Linked DNA regions of Mus musculus: region 1 is linked to region 2. Evidence: chromatin loops called from intact Hi-C (ENCODE). Cell type or tissue: heart. All regions are shown on one strand.

Region 1 (8,000 bases), 130 kb before region 2:
CATGCACATAATTTAATTTTTTTTTAAAGTTGCATCCAGGAGCCTTTAAGGTAGGTTCTCCAAGTGATGTGCCTGGTTAGCCACCATAGTTTCCCCTTACGCTCCCTCACTGATGGAGACTCCAGACGTGATGAAGTTATCAATGTAACTCCTCAAGCTAGCCCTCCTGTTAGTTTGATCATATGGCTTTAAAAAAAAAAAAACAACTTTAGAACTTTATTTCAATGTAACTATATGCATAAGAAATATACTCATGGGCTGGAGAGATGGCTCAGTGGTTAAGAGCACTGATTGCTCTTCCAAAGGTCCTGAGTTCAAATCCCAGCAACCACATGGTGGCTCACAACCATCTGTAATGAGATCGGATGCCCTCTTCTGGGGTTTCTGAAGACAGCTATAAATCTTTAAAAAAAGAAAAAAAGAAATACACTCATATTGGTTAATAGAATGTAATTGTGTTTAACTTATCCTACACAATCTTGACTAGAAACTTGGTACATGGTTTACAATTAAGAAAAAAAAATAACAAAAAAACAAACTGCAATCTGTTTCACCTCTATTACAAATGTATAAAAAAAATCCTCCATCAAATGTTGCTGAAGGCAGCAGAACCTTGAGAAATATACCTTTGGTTTGCCTCAGAAAAGTAACACATATTGCACTGTTAAGGTTTATAAAATTGGCATAAAACAATGTTGTAACATCACGATACCCATTTTAAGAGTTCAGTAACTAACAGGAGCCCACAGGACATACACAGAACTGCGGATGCTATCACACTTAGCCAGCAGCGCACAGACTGTAAACCTACACAATCAGGCCATCCTGAACTAAGACTGCGCTCACCCCATGTGCTCAGTCAACCAGGAAACCCTAGATATACCTTGAGCTTTTGCAAAGCGGGCAACAGAGTTTCTTCAGCAGGTCAGTTTACAAGTAACAGTATACTAGCAGGCAAATCCTTCCTTCTGTTGTCCACAGTCGGAGGGCAACGATCAGCTGGTTGGTTCTTCCAAAGAGGTCTTTGTGGATTCTTTGTTGCAAAGGAAAACAATGTCTTCTGGGGATTGACTAAACTTTAGTCTTTAAGATTAGAAGAAAAAAAAAAAAACAATGGAAATTAAAACCTCATTAAATTAGTCTTTAAAAACATTGTTACCTGAAATTGAGTGGGACTTTTGAGGGCTTTCTTCCAGAAAACAAGGACTCGGTCCTCAGGCCTTTATTAGGCCTGACCCTTGGTGCCGTACATTTGTACTTAAAATCATCTCGGTGGAAAGTGTCTTAGTGATGGAAACTTCCAGTGCAGTCGGGGGTTCTTCCACTTGAAAACTGTGAGACTGCATGGGGTTATGTGAATCTTGTATTCTAGTCTCTCCCCTTCGCCATCACTACCCTCACAGTCTGAAGGTAGATTTTTCTCTTGATAAAAGAACACAAAAATGAACACCTTACTTGTAAATTGATATCTAGTAACTAGTGATAAACTTGAAATGCTAGGATTCTTTACAGCCTAATCCTAGGTAGCCTTAGAGAAATGTATTTTAGTTATTTTTGAACCTGTATTCACCTTGTCTTTTCAAGATATCTTAAGTTATATTTTCTTTCTCAGAGCTGCTTTTTATTTGGGGGGCTACTTTTTTTTTTTAATTGAGGCGTAAACCATAAAAGGCTCCTTTACTTTGGTGAGACGTTTTACAACTTTGTCAGGTTGTCTTGCTCTCATCTTCCAAGAATGGTCATTTTGCTTTGTTAGATTTACTTTTAAAGTCCTGACATGGGTTACTTCAAGTGTAAAGCAGTGCAAAGATCAGGTGGCTTTAAACCAGCTGTTTGGTTATTAGAAAACATCTGTGGAGGGCCTGTCCAGCAAGCAGAATCGCACAGCCTGGTGTGTGGAAAACCCTGAGTTCCACCCTCAGCTCATGAAGAGCAGCGCACGGAAGAAAACTCTGGGGCAAAACCATTTTATTGGCTTGGTTCATACTCCAATTAGCTTTTCAAACGCGTTGAATGTGTCAAAACAAAGTGCTGTTTTTTTCCGCGTTACCAAATATCTACATAACTTTTTGCTTGCATAAGTGCGCCCGTGTTCTTTGTTACACACATAATCTATGTCTCCTGTGTCACCTTCAAAATATACACACTTACAATTCTTCCACCATGCCAGCACCTGGGGATAATTGCTCCAACACATGGTAATTTCCACTTCCAGTTTTTTTTATTCACACATCCAAAAAAATCTGGATGCTAACCAGGTTTTTGTTACAAGAATTGCCTTCGTGCAGAGCCCGCCTGCCTTGATATGCCACTTGTGTTAATAATAGTATTTAAAGCAAGGCTAAAAGCACTTAGGGAGAAATCATAACTTGGGTAATAGATTTGAGTGACTGTCAGCTGCTAGAAGGCACTGCTGTGGCCTTGGTGGTGAGGGTATGACACTACATCTAGTTACCCGTGATTCCCTGGAGTATTAAATTCCTGCTGGCAAAAGAAAGACGCAGGAAGTAGTTGTCTCTTTGGGAAGCTCATTCAGCTTCAAGAAAAACAAGCAAGAAGGTTGAATGTGATAGTGCATGCCTTTAATCCCAGCATCCAGGAGCCAGAGGCAGAGACAGGTGGATCTCTGGTCTACGTAGTAAATTCCAGAACAGCAGGACCATATAGTGAGACCCTGAGTCAGCCAGATAGAGAGGTTCATAGATAGATAGATAGATAGATAGATAGATAGATAGATAGATAGATAGATAGATAGATAGATAGGCAGGCAGGCAGACAGACAGACAGACAGACAGACAGACAGACAGATGGTAGAAAGAAAAGAATAAAACAACCAGAATCACTAAGAGAAGCCTAGTCTTTTGCCTGGAAAACTGGAGACCACCAAATGGCCTCAGACAGATCACAGTGTGAATCACCCTGAGAAGTAAACAGGAGATGCCCACTTCAGAACTCACTGCAACCTAACCACAAATGCAGATTGAATTCCCTGGCCTTAAATAGCATGAAGTTCCTGTTTGGGTGCCACCTTTGAAGTTTATGAAGCAAAGAGCACTTTATGTAAATGGACACACTATCGGGGAAACCATTACAACACCAAGGAGAACGTTTGCCATTGGAGGTAGGGAGGGCTAGAAAGGGGAGTATATATATGGCACCTGCGTTCCTGGTGCTCTGCCTTAGCATGTGCGCAGAAACCTAAGACCAGCTGACTGAGAAATGAAGTCTCTGAAGCTAGGGCTCAAAAATAAGTCTTCCCTCTTACAAGTGCGTTCTGCCAGGTGCTTTTTACCAACAAGGAAGTGAATGCCTGGCACAGCCCCTGTCTACTTTCTCTAAACAAAAGATTCTGATCCAAGGGGAGCCACTTTGGGACTTGACCGACACCTTCACAGTCCTCAGTCAGGGGCTCAATTTAGCCCTCTGCTGGCAGAACAGGGAAGTTTTGTTCTGCGCTGTGACTCGGACTTTCTCAGGGCACCTGAGCTCTGATTATCTCCTTAACTCTATCACCTGCTTTATCTTTCTCTCGTTCACCTCCCCCTCTCCATCTTACCCTTCCATTCCCCGAAGCATCTCCTACAATCAGTTCCTAGAAAGCACGCAAATCTTTGTCTCCAGATGTTTTAAGTAACCCAACCAAAGGCCATATTCCACTTTAGAAATGCTAACCAAGGCCATATATATATATTTTTAATATTCAGGTTAACCCAGAGCCTTATGCCATTCACCGTGAAAATGGCTTGCCTTCCCTCCTAAAATGAGCCCAAATATCCTTATGCTTGCTTGATTGGCATTTTTGCACATACGGAAGAAAGCACAGGCCAAAGGGGTCAACCCCAGGGGCCAGGCAGAGAAAGGTTTGTCTATTCCACATATCCACATTATATAAATTTTCCCTCAGACTTGTGCACAACCCCAGAACTCCTGTGGCACATGCTATGCCTGTGTCCTTTCTTGAGCTCAGGAAAGAGTGACATGAACACCTGAACCTGGAGGAGAAAGAGTCAGAGACAGAGGCACAACGTGAATCAATACTGAAGTGCCTCTTTATAAAAAAGAAAATTTCCCCAAGTTCAGTCAGCAGGGATGGAAAGACTGGTGTTTCTTCATAGCTAGAACACTGTCCCCTCTACCTCTCATCCCAGCAAAAGAAGGTCCTAACCACGAAGAAGACCGCATTAGCTAAACTCTCTTATGGAATCCGGTCCTCCACCCCCTTTTTAAGTGCTGTACACTAAACTCAGAGCCTTTTATGTAGTAGGAAAGCATTCTACCACTGAGCTAAGTGCCTAGTGCTTTTTTACAAACAAACAAATAAATAAATAACAAGCTCTCACTATGTGTTCTAGGCTGGGCTTGAACTCCCGATCCTCTGACCTCAACCTCTCAGAGTGCAGGGATTACAGGTGAGCATGTGTTTGCCCAGCTGGAATTTAGCTTTGCATCTGGTGACCAGCTCCATCCTCCCAGGAGTCCACTCTCTCGTTCCACCTCTCCTACTTCTGCCTCCTCTGGGGGCCTCAAAACTTCTGAAACAGTTTCTATGGCAATCCCAAATTCTGACCCAAACATCTCTCAGGCTTTCATCCACAGACAGGAAGTATGGCTAGTGGCCATGCAATCTGCTACGCTTCACTCTCTGCACTGTCCCTTGGTCCTGCCCTCAGAGCAGATAAAGCCAGAGAGGCAGCCTGAGTTCTACTTAGTAAAGCCAGCCCACCAGTGTCTTACACAGTCATTCCACAGAACCCTGAAAAGGCAGGTGGGTTGTGTGAAACCTTGAACCTCTACGGAGTCCCCATCTGTCTAACTACAGTAACTCACAGAGCTAAATGACTTTTAATTTCAACAGCCTTACAAAGTTTACCTGCCAATGTGTCAATAGCAACAGCACAGTCTTAGTTTGATTTCTTAGTGTGATTCTACAAGAGACACACAGACATAAAAAAAAATGATGGAATAGATTTGTTTTTTAAGAACAGAGTCCCTCCCTCCCATACTTTGAAAGACTGAAAGGTCACCATGGCTACAGGACTGAGGGGAGGAAACATTACTGAGAAATCTTGCTTTGGAATACTGCTTCTCTAAACAAACGTGTGTTCATCAATCGAATGTGTGGCCTTGACCTCTGTCCAACAGACGGCTTAATAGAGCCCCACGGAGCTCTTTGTGACAAGATCCACCACAAAGCCTTGTACAAATGCTTTTATGCTTTGACTCAGCAATACCACTTCTGGGAATTTGTCATACAAATATCCTTGTACATGCACCCAAAGATGCTCTGTGTACTCGGTCACTGATGAGCTATAATACGCACACCATTCAATACCACAACACTATAAGAACAAAAAATTGGAAATAACTTAATCTGTAATTTTACAGACATCTTGAACCTGTCAAACCAACATATCCAGCAGTGTGGGTTGTAAAAGGTAGCAACAGTGTATCCGTACAATAGACTATGTTATAGTAGAAAGGTGAAGAAGCCATAAATATATATATATTAGATTACAGATACCCCTTGGAAAAACAGGAAAAACTGTGCATACAAGGTGGATGGGAAAGAATGCTATTTTATATGATATCATTTTATGTGTTTTAATTTTTGAATTGTGTTGAGTTTGCTATTGGCTGAGAAACTGTCCTGCAGTATGACACTTCATAAGGACATAGGTACCACAATCAAGCTATGTGTCCCAATTCCTCACCAGTAACTTTGTAGTGGAATCTTTACCTCTGCCATCCATTATTTTCAGGGGATGTATGGTGGGAAGCCATACTCCAGAAAAGAATCACTTTTATTGGCCTATGGCCATGTCTCTGAGAGATTGTCTTACTGTGGGAGGGCCCAGCCCACTATGGGTGGCACCATCCCTAGGAAGGTGGGCCTAGGCTACACAAGAAAACTAGCTGAATGAGCTTAAGCCTATGAATGAGCCAGGAAGCAGTGTTCCCCTGTGGTTTCTGCTTCAAGCTTCTGCCTTAAGTTCTTGCTCTAACTTCTCTTAGAGATAAACTGTAACTAGGGAACATTAGCCAAATTAACCCTTTCCTCCCCGGTTTGCTTTTGGTCAGAGTGTTTTATCATAGCAACAGAATAAACTAGGACAGGCCCTATGCCTTTTCTCCTCTGCGTACACTGACTTAATTCAAGTCACAGTATTATTCAAGTACTGTGGTGGTAGGAAGGGGTGACTTAATGGAGTTCAATATGGCAATCTCAGGCTTACCAACAATTCAGTGTTGCCCTTTAGAAGGATGTTATTCTGTGCCGGCATTAAACCACTCCAATGTCCTGAATAATAATGGTGTGCCTTCCAGGGAACACACTTTGTGGTGGTGGTGGCGGCGTGTGTGTGTGTGTGTGTGTGTGTGTGTGTGTGTGTGTGTGTGTGTAGCATAGGGGTTACTATGGTTCATCTCCTAGGACTTCTCATGTGCCAAAGTTAGGACACAAAGTAGTCTTCAACTGTATACTGAGAAATCTCCAATCTTTCAATTCCCCTACTCACCCAAGATTCATGGCTTCACCCCATGCTGGTTCCCTGACAAGTCTATTATGTTGAGATCAGGACATCAAGTTGCTAGCATGACAACTATGGGCTTCTTGATCTGTCTGAATGAGACCCTGACCTAAATCTACCTTGGAGAATGCTGTGAGTACACCAGAGGGTCTGTTTGTCCCATATAAAGGGGTGTGCGGGTAGACGTGGGTCAGGAGAGTTGAAGCCAATAGCTGAAGTTGATAAGCAAGCACCTTTGAAAGAATGACCTAAAGAGGATGTTCAGAAATCCGGCTACAGTGTCAGTCAACTCCACTTTGCTTTGTACAAAACCAAAGCAAAACAGCAAAGCCTTTCCTGCAGTCTGGACGATGTACTTACCAGCCACCGCGCCAGCCGAACCACAGCCTGTCCCTGGGAGGAAAGAAGCCAGGCCTCCTGACTCCATCGTAGCAGCGAAGAGGATACAGGAGGGCAGGACAGTGGGTTAGTTTCACATAAGGTAGGACAGGCAGAACCACAGAATGACCAATTCCAAATACTTTTCCAAGTCCTCTATATGGGTAGTTTAAATTGTCAGCTTATCGGACAGGTCTCATTTAGAAAATGTTCTCTGTGGCCAGCACACAGTTCCTGCTTTAGTGGGGGTAATTTTATTTCTGGGAGAAATAAAATAACTCCTCTGGAAATAAAGTAGGGGCTCTGGGTAGCCTCAGATAGGCTGGAGGTTAGACTCGGATTGTCTTTGAATAGCCAAGGACACTACAGGAAAGATCATCCCAGTTTAGACCAGAACCTCAGAATTGAAGTTTCATGCAGGGCAAGCCATGCCACCACTAATTTCCAGCTTTGCCTCTTAAGGTCTGGATTGCATATGGGGGGCCTCTCCTGCATCACTTCTAAGGGAAGACTAGGCTTCACCCCTTACTTGCTGGCTCTGGGAACTTGTAGACACACACATACACACACACACACACACACACACACACACACACACACACTCCAACTCTGCACACTTAGTGGAAGCCACAAATGCTTGCAGAGGACAGTGCTCCGTCTCAAGGATGGCCAGCTGCTGAGGTCACAACGGGTTCAAGAGCTTACAAAACCCTTGGAAGGACCACCCGGAAGTCTGAGACCCTAATTCAGTAGATCTAGGAGGCAGGCGGGTCTCGGGGGGCGGAGTCGGGCGCCGGGAGGGGCGGGACACCTGGGCTGGGTCCGGGGCTGTTGGATGAGCTGCAGAGCGAAGCAGCAACTCCAGAAAGACTGATGCGAGGAGAGCAGGACCAAGCGACACACGCCCACCAAGTAGGCAAGCCTCAACCAGAGCTAGTGTTCCCAGAGCCCGGGCCGCGCCCACCTATGGTGGCGCCACCGGCCAGGGAGTGCGTCCCTGAAAGCACCGAGGCAAGTGAGTACCGGGTTGCGGCGGGCGGGCGGACTTGGGGGCACTCCGCGTCTGTTCCAGGAGATCACCTCCTACCTCCGAAC
Region 2 (8,000 bases):
ATAATACATGGGGCTGGAGGAATTCTTCAGTGGCTAACAGCACTTGCTCTTGCAAGGGACCTGGGTTCAGTTCCTAGCACACATACGGCTGCTCTCAACCATCAATAATTCTACTTCCAGAGGATCCAATGCTCTCTTCTGGCTCCATGGGCACCAGGCACACAGGTTCTACATATACATACATACAAACATACATCCTTTTTTCTCTCTTAACTAGTGTTAGGGTGTTAAAGAGGTGGAAGAAAAGGGTGGAAAGGGTGGAAAAAAGACTCCCACAAAGTAAAAAACACCAACACATACAAAAAAATTAATTTAAATTTTATTAAAATCTGTTTTAACCAGCAGCAGCAACAGTGCTAACATGTTCTTACAACAGCCATGCTCTGTCTTAGTGCATAACCTGTACACACACTAATCCATGAAGCACATTCAATTTTCCCACTTAGGATTTAGGTTTTGACAACTGACTTACACCACTGGTAACATGGCAGAGCCTAGTGATAGGCTGATTTCACAGACACTCTGATTTATCTGCAATTAAAATGTGAATTCTCCTTTCTAGCCATGTTGGCATATACCTTTAATAACAAGCCTGGGAAGACAGAGACAGGAGGATTTCCAATTCAAGACCAGCATGAGCTAAATAACAACTCTGAGGCCAGCCTAGAGCACACAACCCTGTTAATAAATAGCAAACAACCTGCTGCCTATCTATACTAACTTCATCCATCTAGAATAGAACCCCTTAAACAACTAATGCTATGTTTTCAAACCATATCAGCATCTAAGTACAGCAGAAAATCCAGAACCTTCCATTTAAGTCCCTAACAAAAAGTCTCCTGAAATGCCAGTCCGAGTGTTTTTAGTGTTTTGGTCCAGGTTTCATCCTTTAGCTTCCTGGGCTGTGCTGGGAAAACATGGTCAGGCAGCAGCGACCTGTCCTAAAGCTTAACTTCCAAAGGTCTTAGTTTGTCAACTGCTTTGGGACTCTAGATCCCAGAGAACATTGCCTTTATTAGCAACTAGCTTTGAGAATTCCATTCTAGATGCTAAATATAACAAAATTCCTCCTGACCTTTTACAAACACATTCTTCAGATTATTTTCATAGTGGTGATTGTCTATTAACAACTCAGATTTGCAAACACATTTTAGCAACTATAATAACATTTTGAGGAATCTTTCAAAATTGTTCTTTGAAGAATTGCCTTGAAAATTGTTCTTCAGGGCCCTGGAGAGATGGCTCAGTGGCTAAGAGAACTGACTGCTCTTCCTGAGGTCCAGAGTTCAAATCCCAGCAAACACATGGTGACTCAAACCATCTGTAATGAGATCTGTGCCCTCCTCTGGTGTGTCTGAAGACAGCTACCGTGTACTTATATAATAATAAATAAATAAATCTTTAAAAAGGAAAAAAAGAAGAAAAGAAAAAAATGTTTTGGATTCTTGTACTATGAAGTAACGGAGTTCAAATTTCACAATTCATTTCTCTAAAAGTCATGTATGCTTCCTCACCTCTGAGCCCTTGGATTGTGACACAACAGTATTAGCAAATCAGAATTGTGGCAGTAAGTCTTCCTCCAGCCTAGTAAACAATACACAAGAATTGGGTGGTGAGCTGGGTCCACAGCTGAGAGGGCTTGCTGCTCTTGCACAGAAGCAGAGGTCAGTTCCCAGTATGCATATCAGGCAGCTCACAAGCACCCAAAAGAGGAACTCCAGCAGATCCAATGCCTTCTTCTGGCCTCCGAGGGCATGCATATACACATGCACATACACATGCAAATATAAATTACAGCAAACCTCTTTCTAAAGAATAAAGATTTTATAGCTGAGCATGGTAGCACACGCCTTTAATCCCAGCACTTGGGAGGCAGGGGCAGGTGGATTTCTGAGTTCGAGGCCAGCCTGGTCTACAAAGTGAGTTCCAGGACAGCCAGGACTACACAGAGAAACCCTGTCTCAAAAAAAAAGGGAAAAAAAAAAAAAAAAAAAGAATTCAGATTTTAAAATTTTTGCTACATATATTCATCAAAAAAAAAAAAGGCATTTCACTGTTTCCTAAGCACATTTTTTTTAATTTTTAAATAACTTTTAAAAATTTTTTCGGGCGGTGGTGGCACATGCCTTTAATCCCAGCACTTGGGAGGCAGAGGCAGGCGGATTTCTGAGTTCGAGGCCACCCTGGTCTACAAAGTGAGTTCCAGGACAGCCAGGGCTATACAGAGAAACCCTGTCTCAAAATAACAACAACAAAAAAAAAAAAGAAAGAAAGAAAGAAAGAAAGAGAGAAAGAAAGAAAGAAAGAAAATTAAATTTTTTTCATTTATTAAAAAAATACTTATTTTTTAATATTTGTATTTATGCTATTAAAAATCCTATGCACGACAATTCAGAAACAGTAAGTAATCACTACTCGGCGTGGGCCGATTGCCTACAACAATCTTTTAAGCAGAATGCGTAACTGTTATGTTTTAGGGAGCATACGCCTAGCAGACCTCACAACCAACCACAAGGTTCTTTCACTGTACACGTGGTTTAAATGCACTTGTAATTACTAAGGCTGGACAGCTCCTCAACCTAAAATATGGAAGTGAATGTTAAGAGTCAACTGACACTTTACGTTTGGGGAATGGAGCCAAAGAGCTGGGTGGGGAGAGTAAAAGCTGCCTCGCCCCTACTAATATCACAGTTGTTTTGTCTTGTCTAATTGTTACAGTAAATACCTGTGTGAAGATGTATTCCAACAGCTATCAGACTTCGACTGGTTGGTTGGTTTTGTTTGAGACTGGGTTTCTCTACGTAGCCCTGGCTGTCCCGGAACTTGCTCTGTAGACCAGGCTGGGTTTAGAGGATTCAGAGATCCACCTGCCACTGCCTCTGCTGGGACCACAGGCATGACCCAGCTAGACCTTCTTTCTTTCTTCTCCCCCTTCTCACACCTTCAAGTCACCCTTAATTAGACAAGGTGGCATTCAAACCCACCAAAGAATATTCAGAACACAGTTTTCTTCAGGGCCAATCCACTATCCTCGGGGAAGATTAGCGATTTCTAAGTATTGTCTTTGCAAGGTACTCCTCAAATCTGGACCTCAGCCCTAGACCTTCTCCAAAGGAAGAGAGTTCTCCTCTGATGACCCACTGTCTACAACTGTAACAGAGTTGTTTAAACCCTTTATCTTTCATCTGAACTATTCTTCCTAGTAAAATTACTGTTGGCATACTGACCCTAAGGCTTACGCTTGTTTCCTTCCTGATGTTCTAACCAATTCAAACACAGTAAAAAGGTACAAGCTGGCTAGGGGGCTAGTGCCTTTATACAGCACAGGATAGGCAGAGGTGGAGGAGGTCCAAACTAGCTAGCAGGGCTTCCTAGAGAGATTCTATCTAAAACAAAAGTTCTGATGTCAAACGTGGGTGCTTAGGCTTGATGCTGTTTCCTTAAACAGCATTGGGGGGTGGGGTGCCTTTAGTCCCAGCACTCAGAAGGATCTCTGGGATGGAGGCCAGCCTGATCTACAGATCAAGTTCCAGGACAGCCAGGGCTACAAAGAGAAACCCAGTCTCGAACAAGCAAACAAAGATACTAAACTCTGTCAACTATTAATCAGGGGAAACGCGGCATATCCTCCTCCTTTATTGAAGACAGGCTAGAAACAGACCTTCAACGGAACCCTTATTTCCGTATCAGCACGCAGGCCTACGTACGAGAGCTTCTGCAGGTCACAAGCTGACAATCTCTGACTTAACCAGTCTCCATCATTCTGGTCCAGGCTACCTCAGCCGGTTCTACTCATCACTCACTGATCCGAACCACAAATACGGTCCGTCATTCAATGTCCACAGTAAAACAACCACCCTCCACCTTTCTCAACTTCACACAAACCTCGCACTTTCAACCAAAGGAGCGCCCCCACATTGGCTGTGTCCCTGCCAAAATGGCCTCCTCCTTACCTTCCTCCTTTACCCCATCAATGCCCACACTTGGCGCAGTAAACAAACCCACCATTGGGAGCACACACCTGCTCACTAACCCGCCCTCTCACGGAGTGGATCAAGACTCCTCTCTGATAGAACCAACAGATTTAATGTTTTAATCAAGTTCAAAAGAAGGTTTTAATCTCCCAGGAGACAAATGCTATGGCCTGAGTCCTCCCCCATTCCCCAATCAACAGCAATACTTGTAAAGCAAGCGGTGAGCCTACATCGCGCTCTCCGGGCCCCAAGCAAGGTCTGTGGGGTGTCCAGCGTCCACATCGGGAAGGCCTAGGGAAGGCGAAGACCCTCCAGAGCTCACGCGCTACTCCCCGCGCCCGCAGACCGCTGTCCCCACAAGCAAAAGACACCCGCCGACCCTCTGCGCAACCCAGGCCTGGTACCCAGGGCCGCGATAAAGGTCAGAGGGCGAGGCTGCCGGCGCGCCCCTCCGCACTTAACGATGCCTCTACCTTGTCCTCCGGAGGTGCGTCCTCGCGGACAACCCTCTGCCGTAGTTCGGTCATGCTGGGGACCCCGGCGCGACGTCACCCCGAGTGAGCAGCACGGTGGCCGCGGGGGTCGGCTCAGTGAGCACGGGCTCTCGGCGGGCCCGAGCACCTCGCAGCCCCACCGTGCCTCGCACAGCCCCTGCAGCAGCGCCACTAGCCCCGAGCCCGGCCCCGCCCAGCACCGCTGCCGCCGCCCTTGCCCGGAGAGCGGAGCCGCTGTTTCCCCAGCGGCCGCTCGCTCCTCCTCCCGGGAAGCTGCGAGCCAGCGCGCACGCGCACTGCCGCCATCTCCGCCTGGAACCCCAGACGCCAGGAGGCGGGGCAGCCTGGCGGGGGTGGGGGCGTGAGCGGAGTTCGAGACACTCATTGGACAAAACCTAGAGGGGGCGGGAGAAAAAGAGCAGAGTGAACCAATGGGGTCCTTGCGTCCTACCGCAAGTCCCCGCGCGCGAGTGCTGGGTCCAGAAGGTAACCTGTTACCGGGGGACAACAGCGCCTCGTAGCGGCCTAGACTTGCTGCTCTCAGCTTGGGAGTCCAAACGAAGAGACCAGGTGGACCTCTGAACATCATAGCAGGAGGTGAAACCTGTTTCAGCTCACTTTGCCTTGCCAAGCCATGGTCGCTGGTAACTTAGTGAGCACTGATTCTGTCTAAGCACCGAACTCAGAAATAGTCTCGTCCCAATCACACACCTTTTTTGTTCACAGCACTCCAGAGACAAAGGCAAGTGGATCTGATCTATGTAACCTGTTCCACTGCTACTGAGACCCTGTATCAAAAAACAAACAACCACAACAAAAAACACTTAGAAATGGATATGATATCTGCAAGTAACATCATCCAAGATATTGCTTGTCTTAAGTTTTTGTCTTGTTTTGTGCTGAAGGTAGAACTCAGGACCTATGGGCTAGCGAGATGGTTCAGTGGGTAAGAACACTGACTGCTCTTCCAAAGGTCCTGAGTTCAAATCCCAGCAACCACATGGTGACTCACAACCACCCGTAATGAGATCTTACGCCCTCTTCTGGTGTATCAGAAGTCAGCTACAGTGTACTCATGTATAAAAATAAATCGTTCAAAAAAAAAAAAAAACCCTCAGGTTTGGCTCTTGTTAACCACAACTTCTGTGAGTAAGTTAACACCCACATCTAATTCTTTGAAAACCTTTGGGCTGAAAGGAATGTTTCCTATGGAGCCCCTCCCTCTATTCCTGACCTAGTTTAAGCATTTAGCCAGCAGCTACAAGGGTACGAGTAAGAATTAGAACTCAGACGTTTGTTACCACGCTGTAACCAATGTTCACATATGCTGCCTGAATTCAGTATTATGGGTGCTGTTCCAGCATTGTTCTCATGCAAAACAGGGCTCCCAGTCCTTAGCCAGATTGCAATCTCAAAGAAGTCTTCCACACCAAGGGTCAGGTTCCTTTTAGAGATTTTGACCAGAGCTGTGAGTTTTCAGAAAATAGGAAGAGTTCTGAAAAAGACTTACATTCTCAAATTCTTGTTATGATGTTTCAAATTAACAGCAAAATACTTAGACAAACTTCAGCCCTCTGGTCTTTGCATTTTATTTGCTATTTAACAGCTTTGCACAAATGCTTGGGTGCTCTTGTTCCTCTACTGGTGTTTGCTGGTTTTGTTGGGTTTGGGTTTTTGCTTTGTTCTGTTAGAAATAAATACCTTTTGAAGCCAGACTTTGGCTACTTTGTGGGCTTTTTTCTTTCTTCTACCCTTCTCCACCCTCTTCTTCCACCCTTTCAACACCCTATCACTATGTAGGAAAGGAAAAGAAAAAGGATAGAGGTGAAGGGTGGTGATAATATCATGTGACTATTTTCTGATAATTAAGGGCGTCAAGTTCCTTGGAGCAAGTTTGAGACCAGAATACATGGCTAGAGAAATGGTTCAATGGTTAGGCGCACTTATTGCTCTTGCAGAGGAAGGAGGTTTGGTTCTCAGCACCCATACAGGACGAACTGCCCATAATTCTGGTTCCAAGGGACTCAAGTCCCTCCTCTGGCCTCTAGGATCGTCTGCAATTACATGGTACACGTGTACACGTAACTCATACAGTCACATGCATACAAAAAATAAAATAAAATATTATCTTTAAAAATAATACAGGACTGGAGAGATGGCTCAGTGACTAGGAGAGCTGGCTGTTCTTCCAGAGGACCTGAGCTAAATTCTCAGCCACACATGGGAGCCCGTAACTGTCTGAGACTACAGTCCTAGGGGATTCAACCTCCTCGTCTAGCCTCTGAGGGCACCAGCTACACACATAGTGCACAGATGCACATAGAGACAAAACACCCACACACAGAAATAAACCAAGACCTGGAAATCAATCGATATAAATCAGAGTCATGAAACTCGATGAGGTGTGTACTCAGTGAGATAATGCCTTCCGACTCGGCCTGAACAAGGTTCTCACTTAGCATCATCAAACCTAACTGAGCGCAAACCAAATGCATCCCTAAAATCAGTGTGGTAGGGAGCAGGACTCCATTAACCGGACATTCTAGAAACCATGCTAATAGCACTTCAACTTTAATGCCTCGCCTTCAATAGCAGAAAGAAAAGTAAAAAATGTTCCTGTCATCCTTCATGTGCTTCCTCTGTTCCTTGGGGTTGGTTCTCATTGGTTGGTTCTCATTGGTTGGTTCTCATTGGTTGGTTGGTTGGTTGGTTCTCATTGATTGGTTGGTTGGTTTGGGTTGTTTGTTTGTTTCCTGCTCATTATATTTAGTTTTTTCTCTGGAATCTTTTCTTCCAGGACTCAGGCATTTTGTAAATTTCTTTCTTGTAAATTTTTCATTATAAAATTTCTTCTTAGATTTATTATTCTTCCAAGTATATGTGCCTGATCCCTGTAGAGGTCAAAATCAGAAGAGGTTTTTAGATTCCCCTGGAACTGGAGTTACAGATGGTTGTGAGCAATCATGGGGGTGCTGAGAATCAACCCCGAGTCCTCTGCATCAGCAACAAGTGCCCTTAACCACTGAACGATAATTGTCTCCAGCCCTCAGGTGTATTTTATTACGTTTTCCCTTCATTACACCTCCTGGTTAATTCCTTAATTTTTAAATATTGTGTTCATTAATAGAACTTGGGATTCCAGTCTCCCAGAATATCCAGGCTGATTACAAACCCAGTGTAAGAGGCAGTTACTATTATTGGGTTTAATAATGTCACTTCATAATTAAACACCTCCTGTTTTCTTCCTTCCTTCCTTCCTTCCTTCCTTCCTTTCTTTCTTTCTTTCTCTCTCTTTCTTTCTTCCTTTCCCAACAAGTTCTCTAGACTCTATAGTGAAGGCAAGCCTCAAACTCATGCAATCTTCCTGCCTCTGCCTCTGCCTCCCATATGCTGGCATTATAGGAACACATCATCTAACCTCAACCCTGATCTCGATATTCTCACACACACACACACACACACACACACACACACACACACACGATGAAGTGGCGTGAAAATTGCCAAATTCCCTAAATAGGTATACCGAACC

The links. A loop is a pair of places that touch in the nucleus more often than their neighbours do. Peaks named below come from ENCODE experiments on the same cell type or tissue, not always from the same donor. Only the 100,000 strongest peaks of a DNase experiment are listed, where the experiment ranks them.
Region 1: it touches region 2 in a loop (2.7-fold over the local background); 2 of 42 quality-filtered maps call a loop at or near these places.

The regions. Positions count from the first base shown.
Region 1 is chr2:132,385,176-132,393,175 of GRCm38, reverse strand. Prokr2 (prokineticin receptor 2) reads left to right here and starts at 7,729. Exons shown (of 3, transcript NM_144944.3): 1 at 7,729-7,920. In heart, a CTCF peak has its summit at 3,431 (motif pointing left); no DNase peak of the experiment used is centred here; H3K4me3 peaks cover 647 bases; H3K27ac peaks cover 537 bases; H3K27me3 peaks cover 1,243 bases.
Region 2 is chr2:132,259,945-132,267,944 of GRCm38, reverse strand. It overlaps Cds2 (CDP-diacylglycerol synthase (phosphatidate cytidylyltransferase) 2), which reads right to left and starts at 4,797. Exons shown (of 13, transcript NM_138651.7): 1 at 4,448-4,797. The coding sequence starts at 4,501. Gm46766 (a long non-coding RNA gene) reads right to left here and starts at 4,441. Exons shown (of 2, transcript XR_001783482.2): 1 at 4,205-4,441; 2 at 1-1,584. In heart, CTCF peaks have their summits at 4,784 and 4,986; DNase peaks (open chromatin) are centred at 3,414, 4,044 and 4,814; H3K4me3 peaks cover 2,228 bases; H3K27ac peaks cover 1,865 bases.